Regions from separate parts of the Homo sapiens genome. Here regions 1 and 3 are each linked to region 2. The links are chromatin contacts, found by Hi-C or POLR2A ChIA-PET in ENCODE. All regions are on one chromosome and are shown on one strand. The core of a region is the stretch at or near the end of the contact, and the rest is flanking DNA. Distances in the headings are between cores, read along the strand shown. Region 1 holds the start of MVP (major vault protein). Region 2 holds the start of CLN3 (CLN3 lysosomal/endosomal transmembrane protein, battenin). Region 3 holds the start of SPN (sialophorin).

Region 1 (3,598 bases), core at 49-2,548, 1.3 Mb before region 2:
CATGTTATCCTCACAAGAACCTGCAAGTTAAGAAATTTGCCCAAGAGCACACAGTTATCAAAGGACGGAGCCGGAAGTCCAACCTGGCTATAACTGTAGAGACCACAAACTAGGAGGCAGTGGCTTCTCAGGCAGAAACACAAAGATTCTAAGCCGAGAACAAGAACTAGAGGACCTGGGTGGGGCTGTGTACTGCCCAGATGGTGCTAATGGCAGTTCAAAGGTGAGTGTTTCCTGTAAGTTGGGCCAGCGCCCAGCCTCTGCTCCCCCAGAACCTGGGAGGGCAGCACCCAAGATAACCTGAGCACCCCGTTACCTTGGAGCCCTGAGGCTGTCTCTGGGCCACCCACTCAAGGTGGCCCCCCTACCTGCTCAAGGCTACATACAGAGGGCTGTCCTGCCCAAACAGCCACACCCGAGGGCCGACCCAGTGCTCTGTGTGCCAAGGGAGTTTCTGGCAGAGCCACCTGATACCCCACGTGACAGCTGGCCTCTCCCCCATCACCCAGGGGCTACCCAGGCAGAGAGCTGAGAACACAGGGGCCATCAGCCTCGCTATCACCTCCACCCCCAAGTGCTTGGCTCCCCAAGGGACAGCTCTAAAATCCCCAGAATCTCAGGCTGGTGGGTCCAGCTGAGCATCCTAGTTTTCACTTTCTCCTCCCAAAAAGGAAAGAACCTTGGTCACTAAATTCTACGCCTTCTGGAAATCACTCTGCTAATGACTTCCTGAATGATCGACTGAGACCAACAGCTGGCCCAGCCCTGCATGGAGGAGTAAGAAACCCTCATCTGTCAGAGTTAAGGGGCCTGAATGGGTACAGGTCACATTCTTGGAGCTCAAGGTGACAGGCCAGAGCCCAGGTCCCCAGGACAGTGCAGGTGAGTAGAGCAAGCACCGATCTAGGGCTAAGATGGGGTCTGAATGACCCTGTAAGGTTCCCCACCTGATTTCCCAGGTGGGACCCTGAAGTCAGAGAGAGGCCTGAGAGTTGCAGGGGGGTGGGGGACCGGTGTTGGTGTTAATCTGCCTTTACTTCAAAACCCAGAAGACTCCCAACTATTGGAAAGTGAAACCTCCAAAAGCAAAGCCACCACCCATCCTCCTTCCCCACTCTGATTCAGACATGTTTTCCCTGCCCCAGCAGAAGCAAGGCCCTTCAAAGCAAGACAGGACTAAAGAGAGCCTCAAGGGATACAAAGATCTGCCCCTGATTTGGGGTTTGGGGGGCTAGTACAATGTACTCACATCTAGAAGTGCAGGTAGCTGCAACAAACGCCTCAGATGGGGAACTCTCACCCTGCCTTGGGGATCACTTCCCGGCAGGGCAAGGCAGGCCAAGCCCAGGGGTGGGGCTTGGGAGTTAAAGGGCCCGTGTGCAGCTGGTTCTCATTTTATCCTCCGGGCTGCTTCTGCTGCAGCTGAAGGCACACTGCTCCCTGAGTGCTCATGGGTTTCTACCTTGGAGCCAGCTGGCTGCACTGGAGTGGGACTGGGAGGAGTTGGAGGGCCCGAGATGGGACAGGTGCTAACTGAGGGCACCTCTACCCATCTGGCTTTCATTTTCCAATCTGGGTGAGTACAATTCTGCCTCTCCCTTCAAGTGGGGCCTAACTGTTGAGCTACAGCTACAGCCCCTCCTTTTAAGAGATGATAGCTCTGCATCTTTTATTTCAGACTCAGAAAATTCAGTCCAGGTCTCTGAATAGGTGTTCAATAGAAAACACACACTCACACACTCTCTCTATATAGATGTTCAATAGAAAACACACACACTCTCTCTATAGGTGTTCAATAGAAAACACACACACACACTCTACAGGTGTTCAATAGAAAAAACACACACACACACTCACACTCTCTCTTCCTCTTTCCCGCAACGTGCTGTTTGGGAGCTTGAGGTTTCTCTCTTCTTCCCAAGTTTCTCAATGTCTGGGCTGGGGAAGGAGGGCCCAGGCTCCAGCAGGTACGGACACTGCACCCTAGAGGCAGGAGCAGTGGGAATCAGTATTTCCGCTGCCGAGGGAAGAGACTACTCCCGGAGGATCGGAGTGGGGGGCTGGCGGGGCTGGGGTCCTCCGAGTCCAGGCTGAAGAGGTCCCTCCCGGTACGAAGGATCTGCTCCTCCAGCTTCTTGTGTCTCTTCATGTCCGACAGCACCTTGTCCAGGCGGGCCTCCCGTTTCTGGCTCCGGGCTGAGCTTCCTGGAGAAGAGGAAGGTAAGATACATGGAAGGGATGGAGGTGGTGTACACCATACCTGCCTGGACCTCACTCATCACTTGGGGAGCTGGTTAAACATGCAGGTCCCCAGGCCTCTGTCTTGGAGGACCTGAGGTTCAGGGTTGGACCTCAGAGAGGGTGAGAAGCAAAGATCTTGATTGACAGGAAGGCACAGGTAATGTGAAGAACAGGGAGGAACATACTGGGCAGGGGAATGGCAAGGGTAGAGGCCCCAGGACAAGAACAGAGTTCTGTTCAAAGAAGAGTGCAGGCCGGGCATGGTGGTTCACGCTTGTAATGCCAGCACTTTGGGAGGCTGAGGTGGGCAACTCACGAGGTCAGGAGTTTGAGACCAGCCTGGCCAACACAAAAAATTAGCTGGGCGTGGTGGTGGGCGCCTGTAATCCCAGCTACTTGGGAGGCTGAGGCAGAAGAATCGCTTGAACCCGGGAGGTGGAGGTTGCAATGAGCCAAGATCGCACTACTGCACTCCAGCCTCGGTGACACAGCTACACTCCGTCTCCCCTACTCGCCAAAAACAAAAACAAAAAAAAGAGTGCAGAGAACTGGAGGTGGCGGGAAAAGCGCTTGGATTCTCCTTTGACATGCTCTTCCCTGGCAAGATGGAATCCCTTGGAAAATTTTAAGTGGAAAAGTGACACGATTTATGGCTGAGTGCAGCAGCTCACGCCTGTAATTCCAGCACTTTGGGAAGCTGAGGCAGGCACTTTGGGAAGCTTTAGGTCAGGAGTTCAAGACCAGCCTCGCCAACATGGCGAAACCCCCTCTCTACTAGAAAATACAAAAATTAGCTAGGCGTGGTGACGTGTCCTTGTAATCCCAGCTACTCAGGAGACTGAGGTAGGAGAATCGCTTCAACCCAGGAGGTGGAGATTGCAGTGAGCCAAGATCATGCCACTGCACTCCAGCCTGAGCAAGAGAAAGACTTCGTCTCAAAGAAAAAAAAAGTGATATGATTTATGTTTTAAAAGGTTCATCTGAATTGCAGAAGCTGGAAGCAGAGAGCCCAGTTAGGAGCTACTACAACTATCCAGGCAAGAAAGACAGTGGCTTGGATGGGGATGTGGTATTGAAAGTGGAGACTAGCAGAGGTACTTGGAAATGTACATCTTATAGCTACCAAGACTTGCTGCTGGTGTGAATGTTCAGGTAAAAGAGAGAGAAATCAAGAATGGCTCTAGGCTGGGTGCAGTGACTCATGCCTGTAATCTCAGCACTTTGAGAACCGAGGCGGATGGATCACTTGAGCTCAAGAGTTCGAGACCAACCAGTCTGGGCAACACAGCAAGACTCTGTCTCTCCACCCCTCAAAAAAAAGAAAAAAGGAAAGGCATGACTCTGAGGGTAAATTCTA
Region 2 (3,651 bases), core at 197-2,696:
GATGCCGCTTTCCACCTAGAAGAAGGTAAGGGTATGATTCCTTATTTGGAACTACATAAAGTGACCTTGCTCTACTTCTCTTCCCCATACCCTCCTTCTCCCCTCCCCAGCCCCACTTTCCTATTCCAATTAGGGCAATTCTATGAAATCACAGCATCAGAATCTTAGGCCTTAAAATCATTTAGTCTGGCCAGGTGCAGTGGCTCACGCCTGTAGTCCTAGCACTTTGGGAAGCCAAGGCAGGTGGATTGCTTGAGCTCAGGAGTTTGAGGCCACCCTGGGCAACGTGGCAAAATCCAGTCTCTACAAAAAACACAAAAATTAGCTGGGCACAGTGGTGCGCACCTGCTGTCCCAGCTACTCGGGAGGCTGAGGTGGGAGGATCACCTGAGCCTGGGAGGTCAAGGTTGCAGCAAACCAAGATCCTGCCACTGCACTCCAGCCTGGGCAACAGAGCAAAACCCTGTCAAAAAAAAAAAAAAAATCTGGTCTAAGCACCACCTTTGATGGAGGCAGGAATCCTGCAGCAGCCTGGAGCCAACCCAATGGCTCCCTGCCTCTGGTGCTCTATTTCTTATCACCATACAGGTCTCTAAGGTCACCTTTAGGTCTAACATTGTATGAATGATTGTCAGCAACTTTCCAATTTTTTTCATATACATATATTTTTTTTATTTTATTTTTTACTTTTTCTTTTTTTGAGACAGGATCTCACTCTGTCACCCAGGCTGGAGTGCAGTGGCGTGATCATAGCTCACTGTAGCTTCAACCTCCTGGGCACAAGTGATCCTCCCACCTCAGCTTCCAAGGTACCTGTGACTACAGGAATGCGCCACCATGCCCGGCTAATTTTGTTATATATATATATATATATATTTGTACCTTGGTTTTCTCATCTGTAACACCAGGGGTTGAAGTGCTGTGATATTTTTTGGTTCTAGGATAATTTGGAAATAGGGATCTCTTAACATCTTGGATACTGCCAATAGATCATTCACGAAATCCCTTTAGATGAGTGTTATGTTTACTTAGGTCTCTAAAACAATTTGTAAGGTCAACAGATGGGGATAAGAATGACCTGAAGCTGGTCGTCTTTGTTCGCAACCAGAAACAGTCCTGCCTCAAAAAAAAAAAAAAAAAAAAGGGAGTAGGCAGGTGGCCATATTTGTTTCTGGCAAGTGAGTGCTGAAGGAAAGGAGCTGAAGCCTCCCACAGTCATAACTGGTGCTGGCAGGCTACTGTCTCGGTCTTGGGCGCCACTGATCTAAGGTCACGGCTCTGCTTGCTGCTCCCACCCGCTCCAGTTTAAAACCTGCGGTTCCAGGGTTCTCCAGCCCCTCCCTTTTTCACGCTCCGAAGCCGAGAAGGCCCAAAGCGAAGACAGAGAGGACCCGGAAGTAGGGAAAACCTCTGAGCACGTGATGGGGGAACACGCGGGTGCTGTCACGTGATCCGACAAACGGCCTCTGCATAGTGCAGAACATTCTGCTGCTCTTAAAGGTACAGGCCTCAGGGTCCCTGCTGTAGACGGGGCGGGGGAGAGTACGATGGGTGGGGCGTGGTGGGTCGTAGGGCGCTCGAGATGGAGCCCCCAGCTTCCTTGATGGATCGCGGGGCGCGAGTGCCCTAGACAAGCCGGAGCTGGGACCGGCAATCGGGCGTTGATCCTTGTCACCTGTCGCAGACCCTCATCCCTCCCGTGGGAGCCCCCTTTGGACACTCTATGACCCTGGACCCTCGGGGGACCTGAACTTGATGCGATGGGAGGCTGTGCAGGCTCGCGGCGGCGCTTTTCGGATTCCGAGGGTGAGTATTCCCGCCCACCCTCATGGAACGACCACCTCTGGCTCGCAGCCCACCTGAGGGGAATGAGAGCTGACTCGGCCCCGGGAGGACACGCAAGGAGCGGTCGTGCACCTGAGAGTAGGTGGGGGTCATGCCCTCTTCTCGCTCTCCCAGGGGAGGAGACCGTCCCGGAGCCCCGGCTCCCTCTGTTGGACCATCAGGGCGCGCATTGGAAGAACGCGGTGGGCTTCTGGTGAGTGGCCTGAGACTTCAGCGAGTGACAATGGCATGAGAAGAGGGAAGTGACCGGAGGAAAGGGGGAAGAAAGAGTTAAGCTGCGCAAAGGAGCTGAACCCACAAATATTTACTGAATCCACTGGTTTGCCCCAGGGGCAGCATGTAAAATTTCCAAACTTCACTCCTTATCACCTTCCGGATTTAGCAAGATCCTCATACCTACCACCTGTAGGATTATTTACTTTTTTCTTCCAGCCAATTCAGCCTTAACGTTTTTTAGTGCACATATTTTTAAAAAGAAAACTTTAAATCACGACTCCACTTGGAAAACCAGCGTTTTCCTAGTGAACGTTTAAATAAATGCATCACTACTAAAACTTTTTTATTTTTTTAATTTATTTTATTTTATCTTATTTTTTTTTCTTTTTGAGACAGGGTCTTGCTCTGTTTCCCAGGTTGGAATGCAGTAGTGCAATCACAGCTCCCTGCAGCCTGGAACTCCTGGGCTCAAGTGATTCTCCCACCTCAGCCTCCAAGTAGGTGTGGCTACAGGTGTGCACCACCGCATCTGCCTAATTTTTATATTTTTTTATAGAGATGGGGGTCTCACTATGGGACCTGGGCTGGTCTCAAACTCGTGGCCTCAAGTGATCCTCCTACCTCAACCTTCCAAAGTGCTGAGATTACAAGCATGAGCCACCATGCCGGGCCTGAACCTTTTTTTTTTTTTTTTTTTTTGAGACGGAGTCTCTCTCTGTCCTCCAGGCTGGAGTGCAGTGGCGCAATCTCGGCTCACTGCAAACTCCGCCTCCCAGGTTCACACCATTCTTTTGCCTCAGCCTCCGGAGTAGCTGAGACTACAGGCGCCTGCCACCACGCCCGGCTATTTTTTTGTATTTTTAGTAGAGATGGGGTTTCACCGCGTTATCCAGGATGGTCTCGATCTCCTGACCTCGTGATCCGCCCGCCTCGGCCTCCCAAAGTGCTGGGATTACAGGTGTGAGCCACCGCGCCCAGCTTTTTTTTTTTTTTTTTTTAATTTTATTTTATTTTTGAGACAGAGTCTCACTCTATCACCCAGGCTGGAGAGCAGTGGCACAATCTCGGCTCACTGAAACCTCCACCTCCAAGGTTCAAGCTATTCTCCTGTCTCAGCTCCCCGAGTAGCTGGGATTACAGGTGCGTGCCACCAGACACAGCTAATTTTTTGTATTTTTAGTAAAGACAGGATTTCACCATGTTGGTCAGGCTGGTCTAGAACTCCTGACCTTAGGTGATCCGCTTGCCTCCACTTCCCAAAGTGCTGGGATTACAGGCGTGAGCCACCGTGCCCCGCCCTGACATAGGGGCTTTGGGATCACAGACTTGGATTCACTTCCAGCCTCCAAGGCCTCTCCCAGAAACTCTCTGTGACCACTCTCCTTTTTTTTTTTTTTTTTTGAGATAGAGTCTCGCTCTTGTAGCCCAGGCTGGAGTGCAATGGCACAATCTCGGCTTACTGCAACCTCCGCCTTTCGGGTTCAAGTGGTTCTCCTGCCTCAGCCTCCTGAGTAGCTAGGATTACAGGCATGTGCAACTTCGCCCAGCTAATTTTGTATTTTTTAGTAGAGACGGGGTTTCTCCATATTG
Region 3 (3,596 bases), core at 343-2,842, 1.2 Mb before region 2:
TTTGAGGCTGGGGCCTGACCCAGACTTCAGCTCCTCCATCGCCAGGGAGCCCTGGCGAGACTTCCGTCTGCCAAAGAAAGTGGTGAGCGTGGGCCGACGGCTAGACCCCTCCCCATCGGGGAACCCAGAGCCCTTGTCGCCCCCGGACCCTCCCACGGTCACTGTCACGGCCCCCTCCTCAGGGACCTGGGCTGGCCCAGCCCAGGCGTCCACCACCCCGTTACGCTTGCCGCCTCTGCTCAGCACGAGGGCCCCAGTCCGCCGCTTCTGCCGCCGGCGCCACAGCAGGAGCAGAGCCACGAGGACTATGACCGCCAGCAGGGCCACAAGCACAGCCACTGGCAGCATGCCTCGTGAGTTCTCATCTGGGTTCCGGAAGGGCACAGTGCTTGCGTTGGTGGAGGTCGTTGGAGACATCATTGTAGATAGTTTTACGCTAGAGACCTGGGGTCCACTGGCCCCGCTGGAGGGCTCCAGAGAGCCAGTTGTCATGGTAACAGGGGGTCCAGTGGTCCCAGTGGAGGTCTCCAGAGAGTCAGTTGCCATGGTAACAGGGGGTCCAGAGGTGCCTTTGGAAGTCTCCAGAGAGACAGTTGCCATGGTAAGAGGGGGTCCAGAGGTGCCTCTGGAGGTCTCCAGAGAGCTAGCTGCCGTGGTAACAGGGGCTCCACTGGTCCTACTGGAGGTTTCTGGAGAGTTCGTTGTTATGGTTCCACCTGTCACGGTGTGGGATCCTAGAGAGTTTGCTGTTATGGGAACAGCAGGATGACTGGTTGCATGAGGGGTTTCCTGGGGCACTGATGACATCTTGATGGAAACTTCCTGGTAGGTTGTTGGCTCAGGTAAAGGGGAACCAGTGCTGGCACCAATGGAAGTCCAAAGAGGGGATCCCTCATTGATGGAAGTTGAGGGAGGTAGGGCTGAGGTCTGGTCCCCAGTGCTGTCGGCCTTAGGGTCACTTGTTATTGAAGTGGTGTACATCTTTGAGCTCAGGGGCTCGCTAGTAGAGACCAAAGGCTCTCCGGAGGTGGGTGTCTGCACTGCTGTTGTGCTCCCCAGAGCGTCTGGGCTTACCACCAGCACCCCAAGGAGAAGGAGAAGCGTGGCCATTTCCAGGCAAACAGGCAGGAGCAAGAGCTGGGACCTGCAGGTGGGCAGCCGGAGAAGCAGAACACGCGGGAGTTGCCGGAGGACCTGGCCGGGCCTCCCCTCTGCCCACTTCCCTGCCAACGGCCAGGCCCAACCTGCGGTTTAACGGTTTTTTCCATGCTGGCTTTTACTGTTATCAGAAATGACAGAGGAACAGATGCTGGCAGCTCCCCCATCAGCCCCATCCTGAGGCTCCCTCCAGCCTCAGCAGCTTAGATTCCAGCAGTGACCAGCCCCTCCTGGCCTTCCCTGACCCTGTGCAGCCCAATGGCTCCCAATCTCTTCCCATCATAACCTGTCAGAGTCTTTTCAAGCCACAGGCACATTCCCAGGCCCACTGAGGCCCCTACCCCACCAAGTCTCACCCTCTTACCGGCTCGGCTGATAAGGACGCAGCACTGGGGCCAGGTCACTCCACCACCTCCCGAGGCTGGGGCAAGACTGGGAAGGACAGGGCCCCAAGGGGAAAGGAAGTGGGCCCTGGCTCCACCCACCCCACCCACCCCTCCATCCTGCCCCACCCGCCTGCTCCCACAGCTGCTGGGCGAAGACAGCACCATCACCTGCTCCTTCAGGGGCCAGCGGGGTGCCTGGGGGTCTGGGGCTCACCTGAGGGAGGCAGGGAAGCGTGGGATCTGGAATCAGGATTCCTGGCTCTTGGCTGAGGAATGGGATGGAAGTGGTGATGCTAGGGAGGGCTGGGCTCAGAGGTGGGTGGTGGGAATGTGAGCCTGAGAACTCAAGGGTGCAGAGGAGGAGGTGGGAGGGGAGGGTGGTTTCCTTTGCATTTGTGGTCCCCAAGCTGTTAGGCCAGGAGCTGAGTGGCGCCATTTCCTGCCCTCAGAGCTCCCAGGAAGTAGCAGGGCAAGAGGAAGCCCCCGAGTCTGGCTGGGGGCCGTGAAAACCTTTGCAGGCTGGTGAGCTCTTGACTCTGTCCGGGGAGCTGGGGGTCACCACAGTGGCCCCCAGTCACAGAGACGTGGCTAAACCAAGGTGGTTCCTACACACTGCATATGCTAGGATCTTATTTCTGCAAACTAGTAAAGATGTGGGAATCTTTTTTTTTTTTTTTAAGGCGGAGTTTAGTGCAATGGCATGATCTTGGCTCGGCTCAGCACAATGTCTGCCTCCTAGGTTCAAGCAATTCTCCTGCCTCGGCCTCCTGAGTAGCTGGGATTACAGGCTTGCACCACTGTGCCCGGCTAATTTTGTATTTTTCGTAGAGACGAGGTTTCTCCATGTTGGTCAGGCTGGTCTCGAACTCCTGACCTCAGGTGGTCCATCCGCCTCAGCCTCCCCAAGCGCTAGGATTACAGGTGTGAGCCACCGCGCCTGGCCAGATATGGGAATCTATATGGAAAACCGTCTGGAAAGATATCTACTAAGGGATTCACCTAATTGTCTTTGGATAGGTGAGAGTAGGAGGTGGGGGTATTTTCTTCTTTGAATGGTTCCCATTTCCTGACTTTCCTCTAATTAGCAAGCTTTGACTCTCGGTTTGTGTATGTTTTTGGTTTTTGTTCTTGAAAAACGAAAATCAGTCCCGGGTGTGGTGATACATTATGCTGGCAGTCCAGGCCAAAGTGGGAGGACCTCCTGAGCCCAAGAGTTTGAAACCAGCCTGGGCAACGTAGCAAAACTCCTATCACTAAAAAAATAAATAATTTTTTAAAATCAAAACTGATTTGTATATTTTAAGAGCAACATGTGCACAATAGAAGATTCTAACAGGCCCGTGGGACTGTGCCATTTCTACAAGCTGATGAGTTTGTCTGACCCAAAGACATGAGACTCCTGGGTGAGAGCCACAGGAATTAATTGCTCACACCAAGCAACAGCAGCGTGATGTTTGCATCAGTTCCCCTTACCCCAAGTCCCACGGGGGCAACATGGAAGGGCCCAGACTGACACCATGCACACAGTGGGCCTGCACCGCAGCCATAGAGCTCTGAGCTTGAGAGATTCCCCTCCTCTAGGGGCCCTGGTAAGCCCAGGTTCCCACAGGGAGACGTGTCTTCATCCCTCGGGTGTGCTCACTGCAAACACAGCACTGAAAAATGGCTTGAGTACAAAGTATTCAGAGGCTGAGCGTGGTGGTTCACGCCTGTAATCCCAGGACTTTGGGAGGCTAAGGCAGGCTGATCACTTGAGGTCAGGAGTTCGAGACCAGCCTGGCCAACATGCTCTCTTTTCTGCGCACAGTGGCTCAGAAAGGTAACGGGGTGCCCATTCTGCAGGGGGGATGAGGGACACAGGAGCAAAGGAGTATAGACTAGAGGGCTGCAGAATCAGGCCCTACAGACTTCCTGTCCTACCACCACCATCTTCCAGCTGCATGACCTTGAACAAGCACATAACTTCTCCAATGCCCTAGGACCGCCACCTTCTTCATGAAGTGACTGCAAGAATTAAATGAGATAATGTTAAGTGCACAGAAAAGCAGCTAC

What was found. Hi-C counts contacts between places; a loop is a spot of excess contacts on that map. ChIA-PET counts read pairs that join two places held with the same protein, here RNA polymerase II (POLR2A). Pooled maps may share reads with other maps.
Region 1: a loop to region 2 is called in a pooled map, with 7 times the contacts of the local background. The contact joins the promoter of MVP here to the promoter of CLN3 in region 2. A Hi-C loop is called at or near these places in 5 of 50 pooled maps. POLR2A ChIA-PET finds 5 or more read pairs at or near these places in 3 of 52 experiments (IMR-90, MCF 10A and activated CD8-positive, alpha-beta memory T cell).
Region 3: a loop to region 2 is called in a pooled map, with 6 times the contacts of the local background. The contact joins the promoter of SPN here to the promoter of CLN3 in region 2. A Hi-C loop is called at or near these places in 2 of 50 pooled maps. POLR2A ChIA-PET finds 5 or more read pairs at or near these places in 2 of 52 experiments (GM10248 and T-cell).

What each region holds. Positions count from the first base shown.
Region 1 is chr16:29,818,162-29,821,759 of GRCh38, reverse strand. It overlaps MVP (major vault protein), which reads right to left and starts at 1,298. Exons shown (of 15, transcript NM_005115.5): 1 at 1,250-1,298. PAGR1 (PAXIP1 associated glutamate rich protein 1) reads right to left here. Exons shown (of 3, transcript NM_024516.4): 3 at 1-2,205. The coding sequence ends at 2,006. MVP-DT (MVP divergent transcript) reads left to right here and starts at 1,393. Exons shown (of 4, transcript NR_186424.1): 1 at 1,393-1,576; 2 at 2,159-2,220. RefSeq lists enhancers at 575-864, 327-893, 1,585-1,654.
Region 2 is chr16:28,489,869-28,493,519 of GRCh38, reverse strand. CLN3 (CLN3 lysosomal/endosomal transmembrane protein, battenin) reads left to right here and starts at 1,446. Exons shown (of 16, transcript NM_001042432.2): 1 at 1,446-1,500; 2 at 1,685-1,806; 3 at 1,960-2,038. The coding sequence starts at 1,761. RefSeq lists enhancers at 1,236-1,435, 775-1,564.
Region 3 is chr16:29,661,243-29,664,838 of GRCh38, reverse strand. SPN (sialophorin) reads right to left here and starts at 1,592. Exons shown (of 2, transcript NM_003123.6): 1 at 1,523-1,592; 2 at 1-1,144. The coding sequence starts at 1,110. RefSeq lists silencers at 488-607, 1,868-1,927 and enhancers at 2,108-2,187, 2,828-2,877.